Linked DNA regions of Homo sapiens: region 2 is linked to region 1. The links are chromatin loops, found by intact Hi-C in ENCODE. Cell type or tissue: dorsolateral prefrontal cortex. All regions are shown on one strand. Links, peaks and the distances in the headings refer to the core of each region. The heading gives the core; the rest is flanking DNA.

Region 1 (8,690 bases), core at 178-8,177:
TATTTTTATATAAATATTTTGAATAAAATATTACATTTAAGATCTCTTCAGCAAATAAAAGTTTATGCCAATGAATTTGACCTCAAGATTTCCTCCTCAAAATAAGGATCTTTGATACCACTGTTCTAAAATACATTTTTGCCTCCCTAGCTGTTAAATTTTACGGCTAAAACCTTTTGCCTAGCCCTAAAATGCCACACATAAGGACACTGGGAAAAGACAATGGTGCAAGCCTTACAGAACAAAAGAGAAAAAGAAACAAGGAGATATATGAGAATGATTCTATAGAGGCATTCATATTTCTTATTCTAAGACTTCTCTTGGAAAACAAAAAGATTCATGACTTAGAAAAGGACATTACAGTTGCTAGATCATCACTTATCTGATAGGAATATAAATGGTAAACACTAGATTATATTTCGTTTGGAAACCTTAACTGGAGGAAATTCTACCTTTACAGTGGAAAAGCCAAAAGAAGAGAAGTCACTGCAGGCTCCAGAAATACACATTTTAACAAAGTGGGGGCGGGGGAGTACAGTTTCTCAGAACCACTGTGTCCCGATCTCAAGGAGAAGTTGTATTTCTTTACAATTTAATCTATGATTAGCTAACAAAAGGGACAGAAAGCATTATTAACCTTAATATTCACAAAGTGGTCAATTAATAGCACCTTGTAACTATATACCTTTGTTTTTCCACCAAAGAAAAATGAATAGCATGACAGAAAACAACAAAACAGGGCTGGGTGCAGTGGCTCACTCCTGCAATCCCAGCACTTTGGGAGATCAAGGTGTGGGGATCACTTGAGCCCAGGAGTTGGAGACCAGCCTAAGCAACAAAGTGAGACCCCACCTCTACAAAATTAAAAGAAAAAAAACAGCCAAGTGTGGTGGTATGCACCTCTAGTTGCAAGCTACTTGGAAGGCTGAGGAGGATCACTTGAGCCCAGGAGTTCAAAGTTGCAGTGAGCCATGATCATACCACTGCACTTCAGCCTGGAAAACAGAGCAAGAGTTTGCCTCAAAAAAAAAAAAAAAAAGGGGGGAGGAGCAGGAGGAGGAGAAGAAGACAACAACAAAGAGATAATCTCTGGTATACTAATAGACAAATGCAGTTTCATAGAGAGCAATATGATTAATGTATCAAACACAGAATTGTCTCTTTCCAAGTAGTTACCTTGAAAGGACAATTCTAATGCTATCAACATTTCTTAGAATTTCTATATTATGAAGACCTTCAGAGTCTGTGAAAGTTATTTTAAGTGTTAAGTTTACCTTTGTTTCATAATGTTCCATTTACTCTGAAAAGTACAGGGTATAAAGAGGAGTGAGTCCTGGCCCTTACAAAGCTTACAGTGTCAAGAAGGACATGGGTGTGTGCATGGATGATTTCATTACACTGATGTAAGTCAGTAATGGATTTACAGTGCGGAAGGAGCACAGTGAGGGGCTGCCCTTTGTGCCAGGAATGAGGAGGCTGGGAGCGAGAGAGGAGGTTTCCTGCAGATGGCACCCAAGGAAAGTCTGGAGAAGATGCCATGTGATCTGATTCTACAGAGTAAGTCAGAGTTATCCAAATGAGGAAGCAAGATGAGGAAAATGGACAGATGAGCATGAGTAGGACACAGAGGCATGCAAGAACATGATGGAGCAGGCAAATGCAACAAGCACTTTGGTGCTGCCGGAGCACAAAGTGCAAAGAGTGGCAGGAAAGAGGATGGAGAAGGCAAAAGGGACCAGCTGGTAGGTAGTCTAGGTGCCATGCTAAGGGGCTTGGACTATTCCTTAGGTCAGGGGTCACAAAAGCAATGACTACGGTAATGTAGATAACTGAGGCAGGCCATGTAATGCATATTCTAGAAGAGGGGCACTGGAGCACGCATGACCCATCTATAGCATATGGTGACAGCTGCTACTTAGCTCCAGCTGATGACTGCTTTGAAGAAAGAGGACAAGGGTGGCTGTGTCTTCCAATTTTTCAAGGGAAGCTGAAATCTAGATTATGAAAAAATCAGTTCCTAAATGTTGACTCATAAACACCTGCAGGGGACAAATAAACTTAGCTACAGACTAAATATGGCTCCAAGACTCCTAGTCAAGACCTCTGTTTCATGAGAAGTTTATTTCTAATGGGCAGATATTTCCATTGGAAAGATGTCATAGTGGCACGCTATGGAGGATGGGTTGGAAAGAGGAAAGACTGAAAGCAGGAAGACCATGATCCACCTAGAGAGTTATGAGTCTTTCGTCTTTTGAGGGAGATGATAATTTTGATAAAATCAAGTAAAAGTCATTTAGAGTCAAGTCTCATGAGCAAATTTAGTATTAGATCTGGACATCAATCAGGTTTTATATAAAAACAACACAGGAGTATAAAGTCAATCAGATGACTGCTTTAGGCAGTTCACAGAATGGGTCAGGAGGCCATTACAAAGCAGAAGTTGTAAAATGTATTGTGTAATAGTCATGAAGCCTCTAGAAGTGTCTATCCACAGGTAAACATTGTGTGGATGTCTTGCTTCTATAATGAAATTTAAAAGACTCTTTGCCCATTATTCTGTGCTCCCGCCTTTAAGGTCTGTGTGAGCTTCCAACCTCAGCCAGACATTTGGGATGGGATAGGAGTCTATATCCCTTAAACGCCCTGTTTCAGATTAAAATCTTGAAGCTAATGGCTTCACAGTTGGCACACACTTAACATTTCTGCCACTCTCATCCTCTCCCTTTCCTGACTTCAATTTATACTCTTGCATTATTTGTACACATTTTTCTTCCTCCACTTCTGTGAGCAGAAACCATGTCAATTATCTTTGCATTACTTCCACAAAACCCCAGCAGAGTAATCTGCCACAGAGTGAGCATTTAACAAATGCTGGTTTAGGAGGAAAATGCCTTATTACTTAATAATCGCTGTGCTCAGCAAAATTCACCGTCTAAGGCAGGTTTGCCTTGAGACCTATCCAAGGGCATTTAGTTACTGCAGCACCTAAACAGTCTCTCCTAAGCCAGTCCTGAAGTCAGCATTACAAGGAGGCTTGAGGTTCCGAGGTATAAGAGCATCAGCATAAGCCCAGCTCGCTCCCAGTGATTATTTAATTACTGTGGTAATAACAGTCAGGTATGTAAAACATTACACTCCTACCGATTACATGGAAGAGTAATCACTCCTTCAAGAATTATCTAGTCTGCCATCTAAACAAACTATTGTCACCCCACCAGATAACTATGAAGCCACCATAGAAGGCCAGATGTTAATCTCCATGTTCTCTCTTACTGAGTTATTTGATGTTTGCCCAACAGTATGGTACCTGAAAAGATGGTACTCATCATTAGCCAGGATAATCCTGAACAGAAACATTCAACTCATCAAATTTAGATGGCAAACTTCTTTATTACTGGTAGAAAAAAGACACTAAGCATGAAAACCAGGTTTGGGTATGGTTGGCAGATGAGGCCATGGGGTAGGAAAAGAAAAGTTTCTGATTGTGTATCGCAATAGTCACACACAAAAAATAAACTGTATGTCATCTTGCTATGATGCTTTGGGAATACTTAATTTAGAAAATAAGAGATGGTCAAGCACAGTGGCTCACGCCTGTAATCCCAGCCCTTTGGGAGGCCAAGGTGGGAGGATCACTTGAAGACAGGAGTTCAAGATCACCTGGGCAACATAGCAAGATCCCATCCCTACAAAAAGCTTTTTAAAAAATTAGTTGGGTGTGGTGGCATGTGCCTGTAATTCCAGCTATTAAGGAGGTTGAGGCAGGACGATCACTTGAGCCCAGGAGTTGGAGGCTGCAGTGAGCTATGATCATGCCATTGGACTCCAGCTTGAGTAACAGGGCAAGACCCTGTCACTAAAGAAAAAATAAAAATAAAAAGGAGAAAAAAAAATTAAGAGTCCATTAAAAGGTGCAACAAATGATACAGGCAACTAGTGACTGGTAATAATAATAATCAGAACAGTGCAACAACATTTAAGTGGAAAAGGTAAAATGAAATTGTCTACACATCCAGGTTTCTGTGTTCTCATGCAGTACAGAGGCTGTCTGCTCCTTGATGTTCTCTTAATAACCACATTCATTTCAGGACCCAACCATATCCAACGTCAGGAAGCAGTAAGGACGAACGAACCAGAGAAGACACAAATTCAGAACGTAACAATGCTACAGACCAGAACTGTGTTGTCCAATAAGGTGGTCACATGTGGCTATTTAACTAAAATTTTGTTTCTCAGTTGCACTAGCTATATTTCAAGCTCTGCAGCTGTGGCTATTGTATTGGACAGTGCATATACAGAACATTTCCATCATTTTCCATGGAACAAAGCTGGACTACAAAGTGAATATTCCTATTGTTAAGATGGACCCAATGAAAAATTCAGTCAAAGTCAATAGTGTTATTCATTGAGCATAATTAGAGATATCCACGGTTATCTGGTTATTTTATTGAATGTGTCATAGAGACAATTGGTGATCCACAGAAAGTTTGGACATCCTTATCAGCACAGGATTTTTTTCTCCCAGTATTCCTCCAATACCTACCCTTGCCCTTCCCACCACTATGGGCAGGGATAGAAAGAAAAATGGTAGGGGGTCAGAAACTCCTTGATTAAGTCTCTCTTATCCAAGAAGCTGCAAAAATTGCCAAAAATAAGTAGGTTTTTCGAAGCATCTTCTTTCCTCCCCTTTCTCTTCCTTTTTAAAAAAATACTAAAAGACAACTAAACAAAAACAACAACAGGAGACAGGCAGAGGTATTCAAGAAAATTATTAAGAAGAGGGCAGGGCGCAGTGACTCACGTCTGTAATCCCAGCACTTTGGGAGGCTGAGGTGGGCAGATCACAAGGTCAGGAGTTTGAGACCAGCCTGGCCAATAATGGTGAAACCCCGTCTCTACTAAAAATACAAAAAAAAAGTAGCTGGGCATGGTGGCAGGTGCCTGTAATCCCAGCTACTCAGGAGGCTGAGGCAGGAGAATTGCTTGAACCTGGGAGGCAGAGGTTGCAGTGAGCTGAGATTGTGCCACTGCACTCCAGCCTGGGCAACAGAGCAAGACTCCATCTCAAAAAAAAGAAAAGAAAAGAAAATTATTAAGAATAAAATGGATGGCTATCCTAAGTTACTGTCCAAGACATCCAAGGAAAAGTACCACAAATCAAGAATGTTTCCAAAAATACCCCATGAGAACAATTCAACAAATCTACATTAATTTTAAAAGTTACCAACTTTTCAGAGGCAAAATGATTTGCTGCTAAAAATTTAAAGTCCTGAGTTTTCATCCAGAGCAACACACTCTGGTTCAATGATGTAATTCACAGGCAAATAAAAGAATCACATTAAGTCACCCTCCAGTCATAGCATCATTTGATTTCTGAGGTCATTTGGTTCTCAGACAGGAGCCAGGTCTGATAGTAAATAAAAATCAACTACAGTAGTAAGATTCTACTTATTAGAACTTCCCTGTGTACTGTCTCATAAAAATGAAGTAATATGCTTTTGGATTTAATGTAGACAGTTTCAATTATATTTAAGAAAAGCAAAGTAAGATTAATTCGAGAAACAGGAAAAAGAAAACGAGTCCTCAGACACTGGATTCTATTTAACACTCTTCACTTTATCATTGCTTAAATATTTGCTTTCTACTTTGTCATGCTACCTCTCTGCATCACAGAAGAAAATTTGATACCTCAGTGACAGAATAATTTAAGAGCAAGCTAAAAATTAATCAGCACATAAAAGCAAGAAAACTCATAACCCATCTGTTTAAGAACAGCTTATATATTTTGGGGAAGGGGAAGCAAGACTTAGGATGCTGGAAAATGTAAAACACAGGCCTTAAAGCTCCTTTTTCAAAAATGTCTGATGTTGCTGTCTCTGGCTGATAATTACAGCCCTGGGAGGGCAGCTGTGAGACAATGCTGACAATGATGCAGTACACAGGCTCTCAAGAAGCTGGTAAGCTGCTGCTACCTTTCATACTGTGAAAGAACAACACAAGGGTCAGACTTCCCTTTTCTGTAACCTGTGCATTTCAACTGCCATACACGAATTCAGTTATCATCAACAGTTATACAACCTCATGATCTCCTCCCTGCTCCCTAGCTTCACCCTCCACATTCGCCCTCAATGTTTGCTGTGCTCCTCTTTACTCTTGACATTTTAGTATAGAAAGGGAAGTGACATTTTGACCCTCTGCCTAGAAAAGGTTGCACTCTTGAGTCACTTTAACTCATCCTTTAAAGCAGAAACTCACTTCATTAAAATAAGCAAAAATTATCTGAGGCACCTAAGGAAGGTGGGGAGATGTTCGTTTAAACCTTGATAACTCAGTATTTCCTCCTCTTGATGAGGACAGAGTGACTGGTCACTGCTGAAGTGAGCATGGGAAAAATTAAACATCTCTAGGCCAAGAAAGTAGCTTAAGTCAAAAAAGGCAACTGATCTGAAATACACCGAATCTACAAAAACTGTTTCCCATTTCATGCATACACAACCCTACAGAGGGTATAAACACTACCAGCAAACCGTGCTAGGAGGTCACAAGCACTCCCTGGAGCATGCACGAGCAGCACAGTTTATAAAACGTTCTATAGGCAGTGTGGGAGACAAGGGCTGGATCTGGCTCCGACCAAAGGGTGGAGCTAATGCATACCTTTTGGTCTTCTGGAATTTCCATTCTTTTGCTGTTCGTCTTCCTCATTAATGGTGAATAAACCAAGAGGAATTGGCCTTGCATTGGTCTTCTTCAGTCTCTCATGTCGGAGAGCTGTAGCTGATCCAGGCATACCGCTGCTACTTGTTTTTTTTTTTTTTAATTGTGATTATATTAAAAATATATGCTTATGTAATTGCAGCTCCCAGGAAGCTGCTAGTTCCTAAGCTGCCTGTTCATTTGAGCACTTGTAATAGATCCCCTATGGGTAAACAGTTTGCAAACAGCTGACAGATAGTACCAGCCACTTGGCAACTGAGGCCCTGCAGTTCCCCTCACCTAGCAGCAGCTTCCCCACCTCCCCTACCAGCCCCCTCCCACTGACTCCCCGACAGGCACATGCGCTGGTGATTGCTCCGGCTCATGCATGCACGTACACGCGCGCGCACACACACACACACACACACACTCCTTCCAGAAAAGCCCTACTACAGACACGCAGGGTCTGATGCCTCCCACCACTGCACAACCTGTTCAATCAGATCCCAGCTTCTTCCTGCTGCAGCACCTTTTTCCAATCTTCTTCCTGCTACCACACAGTAAAATATTCAGCCCACAGCAGAGAGGGGAAAATATGATATGCTGCCGTTAACAGTTGCCCTGACAACCCTAACATATCCTAATCAAGAAGGGCCCAGAGCGGCTCCATCTCCCCAGCTGAGAAGCGGCAGCTTGCAGGATGCTGGGTTCTGGGAACTCACCAGCAGAGGGTTACAGCGTGAGGCCGCTGGGCAGCTCCCTCTTCCTCTCAGCGGCAGCGCAGCAGGATGGGAGGAGAAAGAGTTTTGCTTGCACAAGCAGCAGTAGACTCCTCAGTATGGAGACAGAAGCCTGAGGAAGAAAGGCTTTTTCTTCTTTTCTGGGCCAGGTTGTCTATCATAACAATGTTTGCAAGCCCCTGGATGAATGAAGGCATGGCTGGTACCCACAGAGCAGCTCACTTTACTTTCCTGACATTCTTACCACCCCAGAGCATGTATAAGAACAGGGTTGGCAGCACCAGTCATGAGGGCCACCAGTGCCATGTCCCTGAAACCCTCTGGTGAAGACAGGCAAGGGAAGAACTATGCTGGCTCCCACCAGAGATCACAACGTGGAGTGTCTCCTCTGCAACTCAAGTTTCAAGGACAGAACCTATACTGGGGAATTCTCCAAAGGAGAAAAACCTGTCTCTATTACACCCAGCACACCCCCCACCCTCAATCCCTACCGCTCTGGGCAGTTGCTACCAGCGGTGCTGAGCAATGCTCAACACTTGACCCAATTTTAGCTCTTTTTTGGATCGTTTTCTTCAAAGCACAGAATCATGTGACTATTGTTTTCTCCTGAAATAAGCTATCTCACTTTAAGACTCTCCACTTCTAGACTGCTTAAAATGTGTGCTGTCTCCAAAAAAAATTTACAATAAATGACATTAAAACATGCCAACTGCCAAATTAAGAAAAAACATTTTTTTTGCTTTTGTGTTTTAATAAAAATCAAGTCTGCTTAGCAAGTCAAAAGCAATCCTCCCACTCCCCAACTACTCCCTTACTTTTTCTCAGTACTTAAACCTACTTACCCAAAAGAGGGCCCAAGGGAGTCTAAGGCAAGTACAATATCCTCTCTAAATCTCTTGCGTGGAACAGTAACTTTGGACAATTCACTTAACTCTCTCAGTGCCTCCGTTTTCTCTGTAAAATTGGGGTGATGACTATCATTTACCTATGGTATTAGGGTGAGGATTAAATGCGTGTAGTGCTAGCAACTTGAAGTGCTTAATAAATACCAACTATTATTATACTTTATAATAGTTTGCTGTAACTAGTCCATTTTTTGCTTTGTAATTATTTTCAAGGTATTTCCAGTTCAACTATCAATGCTACCAGGAAGTACTTCTTTGTATCTACTCTTATTGTCCAGCATGGTGCTGGGGGATGTACTAAATTGTGAGCAAACACATGCTGAAAAAAATAAATGAATCTTAAGAACTCTTT
Region 2 (8,690 bases), core at 162-8,161, 55 kb before region 1:
TTCTGACTTTCAAGTACAACATTCTGTCTTCTTGGTAAAGGTACAGAGGCAATGTAAGTTTGAGAACAGCTAGTGTTCGAGTGCCTTGCTTAACAAGATTTGTAGCTTCTAAAAAATATGCCAACCATAAAACGCCTGGTAAAAGAGCTTGAGTTGGCCATACCACATGACCTTCATTGTGTATGTGGAAGGGGCTGCCCTCCTGCAGTGGCTGAGCAGAACGTTGGCCTCACCCAGGCTTCAGACAAGGAGAGATGTTATTCGGCCTGTGACCTGGCATTTCACCATGAAATTATCTTTCTGGAGTATTCAATTTAACTATCTTTCATGAAGGAAGTAAACTTCTTGATTTTTTCTTTTCTGCTTGAAACACTGTTTGAATCATCTATGATAACAGAAGATATTAACATTGCATGCTGACTTTCTTTTCTTCTTCCAAAAGTTAGAACAAACCAGTAGTGGTCTATCAACTACAGGAGTTATAATTATCCATGGTTTCACTTTCTGAGGTTCCTGCTACCTGTGGTCAACCACAGTCTGAAAATTGGTGAGTACAGTACAATAAGATATTTTTGAGAGAGAGCGAGACCACATTCACGTAACTCCTATTACTCTATATTGTTATAACTGCTCTATTTTATCATTAGCTATTGTTGTTAATCTCTTACTGTGCCTAATTTATAAACTAAACTTTGTCATGGGTATATATGCCTAGAAAAAGACATAGTACATACAGGGTTCGGTACTATCTGCCATTTCTGGCATGCACTGGGGATCTTGGAACCATGGATGGAAGGACTACTGTACAAAAACAATTAGCATGTTCCACTGCAGTGAGACTCCTGATTTTATATAAAACCATATCTTTTTGGTCATTTTGTTTGTCTTTTAATAAAGAGATTAGGTGTGGTCTCTCCTACTTTGCCGTGCTATTGAAAACTAGGGATGGATTCATTAATTTGATAATTAAGTGCCTACTGGTTGCCAGGCACTGTTCTACGTGCTTGGGATACATCAGTGAACAAAACAGATAACATCCCCTGCCCTCTATGAGCATATATTCTAGTGTGAGGAAAGACAATAAGCATTAAAGCATCAGGTAGTGAAAAGTGCTGAAGTCAGACCAAACAATGACAGAGAGCACTTTTTGTCTAGAGGAGGTCACGTGTACCATGCTGTTCATTATTCCACAGCAGCTTGATGGTGAAAACAGGTTCTGCTCCCACAACCATGTGGACTTTCATGAATGAGCAGCAGGGCTGCCGTATGTCGAGTACACACACAGCTGCGAAGTGTGCAGAGGACAGCTCCCCCTGCACCTCCACTGAAATTTGAATTTATGGAAACATGCAGCTTCTGTGTTATCTACTTTTGCAGGAAATTGGAAAACTAGGACCAAAATCAAGCATACAAAAATTGAGTATTTTAAGCCACTTATCTAGGAGTTTTTGACCAATTATCTGGATTTTTAAAAAATTCTCCCTTCAATTTTAAATTTCTTAATTGGACATTTATCCAGTTTTCTTACTGAGTAACCTCTATTTCATCTGATAGAAGCAATCCTATTTTATCACATTCAAATAATAATGAAATTCAGTGCTTATGCATCAACTATGTCTTATCCTAATACTTGAAAAGATATGTAAACATGCTTTCTGCAAAGAAAGATACGTCTCCATAAAACAGAATCATTAAGGGCAAAAAAAATGGAAAGTCAGTTAGCCGATTAAATATCAGGCAAGGCATTTTTACTCTTCTTTAATGTATATACAACCCTGAACATTTGAGATTATTCTATTGTTTAATGATATTGACACACTTATAGAATATAAATCACCTGTCTGAAATCACAGAACTAGTAAATGTCAGAGCTAAAAGACAAATTCAGATCCAACCCCAAAGATATTTCTAATATGCTGCCCGGACTCTATATTTTATAATCATAAAATACCAAAAGCAAACCACTTATTGACACTAATCCATCTTCTAACAGTTGCTGGATACTGGCAAGTATATACCTCACGTATGTCTCCTACATGAAATGTAGGAGGTGTGTTTTTATAACACAAATTTGCAAATGTTATCTGTGAAAATGAAGATTTATATTTTTAAAAGGCAAATAATTTAGTGAATAAGGCAGCTTTATTATTCTAAAAATTAAACTTGATAGAACATCCACATAAACTTCTAGAAAAGAAAATAAAGTGATAAAAGTTACTCCCCGAAATGTAGTCTATAAAGTTCCAATGCTTGTATTTTCTCTGTAAAGCCCATGTGTGACTCACTGTTTACATATCATGAAAATGAGAGCATTCTGGGGAAAGACATAACTGGGCAGCACAAATAATGTTTCTGATATAAAACAAAACAAAATAAAAAAATAAGTAGGCAAGATAAATGTGATCTTTCTTTTTAATAAGCAAACAACAGCACTCCCCAAATACACCTCTCTAAATAGAAAAGCAACCATTTTTCAAAAACCCTGATCTGATCTAGACACAAATATTAAGAGGTCTAAGAAATTATCAGTAAATTATATACTGAAATTTTTTTTGGACAGCAGCATAATTGTGTATGTTTGTCTAGTTTGCTACTGTTCAGCTTCTCACTTTGTTTTTGTCAAAAAAAGAAAGAAGTATGGAAAATAGAGAATGATGATGGTTTGCCTTTAATTTTCATGGAAACTATCAAACGGCTCTAGGACATGAAGGTAGAAGTATAAATCCATAGTTTATATAATAAATATCATTTTATTTAATTAAATTCCCACTCCTTTTTCTAAGGACATTAAAACAATGATTAAAAAAAAAAAGATTAGAAGATTTCCTACTCTGTACTTCCACTTGTTATAAGTATTAATTTGTCAAAATGGATTTAAAGATTGCCTGATTCTTGAACGTCCTTATTAAGGTTTTCAAAACACATTTTGAGCCCAAGAACTTACAGTACAGTTTAGTGTCTTCCATGCTAAAATCCTTCTTTCTTGAATATCCTGCAACATATCTGCATGTCTCCCTCTTCTTGCTTTGTGTCCCTCAGCCAGGCAAAGACCAAATATCAGTGAAGGGGCCGTTTAATCATGCTAACTATTATCTCTCACACAGCTTGAGGTAGCTCAAGAGGAGAGCAAAGGGTGGTGAGACATACAACTCGACAGCCACTGTTTTTAAACAGTAACCGTGTTCACTGAACCAAGCAAAAACTGGGAAATGCTTCTGTTCAAAAAAGCCAGTGAAGCTCAAATGGCTATGGGCTGGGAGTAGGGGAGGCTTTTCCTGGTTAAGAAATGGTTGCTAAACATCAGCTCGGTCTCAGGGATTCAAACTCAGAGGCCCCAAACAGAATGCACATTAAACATACATTAAAAACTTAGCTGTTTACCAAAATCATCTAAACATTACATACTATTTCTCCAGACTGTCTGTCTTTGGGCTTCCTGATGCATTAACAGTGACATTTAAAACCCTGAAGGTTATGGCTGATTTTGTTTCCATACTAAAAGCATCTGAAAAAGGCGATCATTTAAAATCAGTCAGGCAGAGTGGCCTCTGTTCTCCCTTCACTGCTGAGAACAGACATGGAGTCACTGAGAAAGTGTATGGAATGACATTTAGGTGCCCTGTTCAGAAAGTCCAAAAACTTGACTTGCTTTAGTAAGTTCTGAATAATTCTGAAGGCTTTCCCAGGGGAGAAGAAGAACTAGTGAATTTAAATGCTAAAGTTTTAGAAGTTATTTCTATATATGTTAAATATTGGTCCTCAGAGTTTATCATTTTTTAGTCAGTGATATATTGCATTGTAAACTGTGAACTCAACATGTCTACCACACTTTTGACTTGGGATTATCTTTAGAAGGGCTTTTTGTTTAGGGTCATAGAGTGGGAACCGAGGAGAAAGGATCAGGTTAAAACCTTGCCTTGCCCTCACAGCATTTAAAAACATGTGACTTGGGGGCCAGAACACTTTGATTACAACCAATTAACTTAATGAGTTTGGGTGAGCAGTGGGCCCAATGTGAAAAGGAAAACACAATTTTTAGAAGAAAATAAAACCTGCCAAGCCCCTCTGAACTAGCCCCTTTGAGCAGTTGGACCTGACCCAATAAAGAGATTGGCCACTCATGGTTTCTAAGACGCGTGAGGGTCAAGTGTGGGCACTGGACTTGGCAACTAACCTTGTTAATACCCTTGGAACTACCGACTCCTTAGGAGGAGCCAGTGGAGTGCCCCTTCTAGCCCAGCACCACCCCTACAGCCCCAGAGACCCAGCATCAGAGCGTGTGACCACCACTCCCCACCCACTCCATTTTCAAAAGTAGCCTATATAGACATGGGCAACACCTTGCGTGCATGGCTCCTTACCTTGGTACTACTGACTTTTTTTTTCTTTTTATCCTTCTTATGGTACTGATCCTGACATTATAGACTGGATAATTCTTTGTTGTGGGTGGCAGCTGAAATTTATTGATCATCTATTATGTGTCAGATATTATTTTAAGGGCTTTTACACATATGAACTGGTCTAATCTCACAACAACCCTATTATGACGCCAGTTTTACAGATGAGGAAACTCTGAGATGCAGAAGAACTGCTGAAGATGTTAAGTGGCAGACTCTTCATCCCGATACAGATGCTGCTCGACTTACAATGGGGTTATGTCCTGATAAGCCCATTATAAGTTAAAAATATCATAAGTTGAAAAAGCATTTAATACACCTACTGAATATCATAGCTTAGCCTAGCCTACCTTAAATGTGCTAAGAACACTGACATTAGGCTATAGTTGGCAAAACCATCTAACACAAAGCTTATTTTGTAATACAGTGTTGAATATCTCATGTAATTTATTTAATACTGTACCCAAAGTGAGAAACAGAATTGTTGTATGGGTACTCAAAGTGTGTTTTCTACTGAATGCATATGGCTTTCACACCATCATAAAGCTGAAAACTCTTAAGTCGGGACCTGGCTGCACTATGTTCTGCTGCAGCATCTACCCTCCCTCTAAGTAAGGAGGTGACTTCTCACTTCCGAGCAACAAAGACATTCAGGCCAGTGCTGCCTGCTGATGGGAAATGACTGGTACCACAAGGACAGAAGAAAGGCAGGGAAAGACAGAGGACATTGTGTGGAGACAGTGCACCACTCTTCCCTTAGCAAAAACAGTTTTTTGTTGTTTTTTTTTTTAACTAAATGGTGGTGAATTCATCCAGAAAAACAGCTGAATGACAACAAGAGAGAAAAGAGAATAAAGGTTTTTGTATACGACAAGTGGCTCAAGCCAATTTCTCTGTCCCAGTGCATGGAGCAGTGGGTACTATCAATTATGTATCATCTTAAACTGTACACTGCACAGCCACTGTCATAGAAAGAGGCATGATCCTAAATCCACACATCATTCTTGGTATTTTCTCAAGACTAAGGTATCAGCTTATCACCCCGCTTTTGGTTTCATTCTCTTTTCTTTTCTTTCTTTCCCTCCCTCCCTCCCTGCCTTCCTCTTCTTCCTTCCTTCCTCCCTACTTTCTTTCTTGCTTGCTTGCTTTCTCTTTCCTTTCTTTCTCTCTCTTTCTCTCTTTTTCTTTCTTTGAAGGTCTCATTGTCACCCAGGCTGCAGTGCAGTGGTGTGATCTTGGCTCACTGCAACCTCTGCCTCCTGGACTCAAGTGATCCTCCCATCTCAGCCTCTCGAGTAGCTGGGACCACAGGGGCATGCCACCATGCCCAGCTTTTTTGGAGGGGGGTAGGGAAGGGGTTTTGCCATGTTGCCATGTTGCCCAGGCTGGTCTTGAACTCCTGGCTCAAGCAACCCTCCCGTGTCGGCCTCCCAAAGTGCTGGGATTACAGGCATGAGCCACTGCTCCTGGCTTGGTTTCATTTTCAATATACTATATAGCAAAACTACATCAGTGCTGGATACTGGCAGATGGATAAAGCCCAAACTGATAGCTTACAATTTAATGTAAAGAAATGGAAATCAAGGGGAAATAAAAATTTGTTCAAGTCAAGATCACACAATAATCCCTAACAAATGTAAAATACAATAAACATTTTGTAATGGGAGTTGGTGAATTATAAACTTGACTACAGAGGAGTTCGGGGAGAACTCTGAGGGTCCACGTCCTCCCCTTTTGTGCATGGATTCATTTCCTGTTCACTGCCTACCTGCTTTCTTCAGAGTCGTTCTAACCCTGCTCTCTAGTCAAGTTCATGATTCAACAGCTCTTTCCTCCATTCTTGTCTATGCTGCCACCCTCGAAACTGAAGAAAGCCTTGTCTTGCCCCGCTAACATGTGGAGGCCCTTCCCATCCTTTCCGATTCTCTCATCAAATCTGCAATCTGACACCTTGCTCTGCTTTGTTCTTTCTTCTTTCCTGTTTCTCCCTCTTAACTTTTGGCTACTAAGAGAGAAACTGGTTTTTGTAAAACGGGAACTCTGAAGTTGCAGCAAGAATTCCATGAGGTTATGAAATATCTAGTAGCAGTCCTGCTTATTGTTTCCTCCCCAGCTTTCTGAAGTATAATTGGCAAATAAAAATTGTATATATTTAGGGTGTACAACATAATGGTGTGCTCTACATACACACTGTGAAATGATTACCACAATCGAGTTAATTAACACTTCCATCACCTCCCATAGTTATCATTTTGTGTGTGTGGTAAGAACACAAGATCTACTCTCTTAGCAAATTCAAAGTATACGATATAGCATTGTTAATGATAGTTACCATGCTGCACATTAGGTCTCCAGAATTTAGTCATCCTGCCTGAGATTTTGTACCCTTTGGCCAATATCTCATTTTCCCCACCCTCCTCTGCTTGCTTTCAACAAAGCTTTATTCCACAAAGAATTGTGTCCTTCTGCATTCTTTTGTATTCCTTAGAACACATCAGAGGTGGGAGGAGTAAAAGGGGTGTGTGTGCGTTTTCGTGTGTGTGTGATAGTGAATGTATAAATGAAAAGATGAAGATCTAGTTGTTCTACCAGATAACTGAAAGCATATGGATAGGCTAAGCACTTCCTCTGAAAAAAAAAATTGCACTTACAGTGTATTCTCATTATTTACAAGAATTTAAATGTTTTTTCCTTGCAGAGTTTCACATATTTTACACTAGAATCATATATACTAAATTTCATTATCATCATTATCAAAATGGTACAGTTTAAACTCTTGGTGTTTGGTAGAATTGCGTTTATCTAACATAAATGCTGGGGAGCTTGGCTATTGTTATTTTAACAGGCAAATGCTGAGAAACATTTCACTTATATTTTATTTATGGTTATAGAAAAGTAAAAGCAGAGATTCATTTTATAAAGAAGTTTGTGCTTTTTTTGCTGAAAAATTGAAAAGCTAAAAGCACACATACAATATACATTATTAAAGGACCCAGTTCACCCAGTCTATTATTTGATGCAAGCTGGTTTTGATCATGGTGGGTCTTACTTGAACACACCTGAATTGTTCCAAATCCCAATGACAACCCAGGGGTACTGCAGCACATCACTTGCTCTGGACACCCTTCTTAATCGTAGTTCTTTATTTGCCATTGCTTTTGTGTTTGAAAAGTAGTAAGTGGAGCTTTGGGAGGGTTTTTGTTTGTTTTCAACATTTACAATCTAATCTGGCACTCGGGTTTTACTTTCCTTTTCAACAGTTATCTTATTCTCTTTTCTTTTTCCTTTAGAGAGTCTCTAGAGGACACACTTTTCAAGATGCTGGAAAAGGAAGTTGCTGGGGGTTTTTTTAGCCCAAGTTATATAGTACCTTGGACAGTGACAAAAGCTACCCATGCTGTTTATTTAGGAGACACTCACTAAATAAAGATTCAGTTACAAACGTACCCCGCATATGACTGTTTCCCAAAATCTGCATTTACATTACCCTGGAATCTTGCACGCGGTCCTTGAATTGCAGAACCATCTACACTTCACAAAAGCAGACAAAACTATAACAAAAGATACTTTTATTTTCTATATTAATACTTTTCTACTCTGCCTATAATCAAGCCTTCCCACTCTTCTTCCTACCCTTACTACAGGCATATCACCAGCTATGACTGGCTTTCCTGTGGCACTTGTGAGACTGATGCTGGTTTAGGGATAATTACAATGAAGTCACTTTTAAATATTTATGATTGAAGCGAAAGTTCTTATGGAACATTTCAGCAAAATCAGGTTGCCCAGTCTAGATTATTGGGGCTGAAATCCAGTAAGAGTCAAATGCTAGACTCTTTCTAGCAAGAGTCAATTGCTAGCAAGAGTCAATTGATTCTTTCAATGGAAATAATTTCTGCCAAAATACTATTTCTCAACCATTTTTTTGCAACAGCTCAAAGATTCAATTGTCCCCTTTCACATGGGAAACTTGTAGTGAAATATTGTCTGAACTCACTACCTTTTCCTGTCAATTCCTACAAATTAATTACAATGTATTTCAGAGAGGATTTCACTGATACAGAGGATTAATGGGAGAGCCTGACAGCTGGAGTCCTATGTTAGGTTAGAAATTAAAATAAGGAACTTGACCTACTTTCAAAAGGGACATTTGTTAATTTCCTTAAAACAAACCAATGTAATCTTTCAGTTATTTGCCTTCAGAATATGGGGCTAAAATACCTATGTTATCATAGGGAACAAAAACACATTATCCATATGTGTAAGAAACTCTTGTACAAAATATCTTTGACT

What was found. Peaks named below come from ENCODE experiments on the same cell type or tissue, not always from the same donor. Only the 100,000 strongest peaks of a DNase experiment are listed, where the experiment ranks them.
Region 2: it touches region 1 in a loop (8-fold over the local background); 5 of 110 quality-filtered maps call a loop at or near these places.

Annotation. Positions count from the first base shown.
Region 1 is chr6:136,519,178-136,527,867 of GRCh38, forward strand. The region is part of intron 1 of MAP7 (microtubule associated protein 7); the gene reads right to left. Among named protein-coding and RNA genes, the nearest start is that of MAP7, 27 kb to the right of the region's middle. RefSeq lists an enhancer at 6,589-7,399. In dorsolateral prefrontal cortex, for the core only: CTCF peaks have their summits at 5,941 and 7,453 (motif pointing right); DNase peaks (open chromatin) are centred at 5,924, 6,584, 7,064, 7,434 and 1 weaker place; H3K4me3 peaks cover 7,889 bases; H3K27ac peaks cover 8,000 bases.
Region 2 is chr6:136,463,817-136,472,506 of GRCh38, forward strand. All of the region lies in intron 1 of MAP7 (microtubule associated protein 7), which reads right to left. Among named protein-coding and RNA genes, the nearest start is that of MAP7, 82 kb to the right of the region's middle. RefSeq lists an enhancer at 1,065-1,234, a cis regulatory region at 1,150 and a silencer at 3,301-3,501. In dorsolateral prefrontal cortex, for the core only: CTCF peaks have their summits at 1,297 and 5,044; DNase peaks (open chromatin) are centred at 1,255 and 5,055; H3K4me3 peaks cover 4,242 bases; H3K27ac peaks cover 8,000 bases.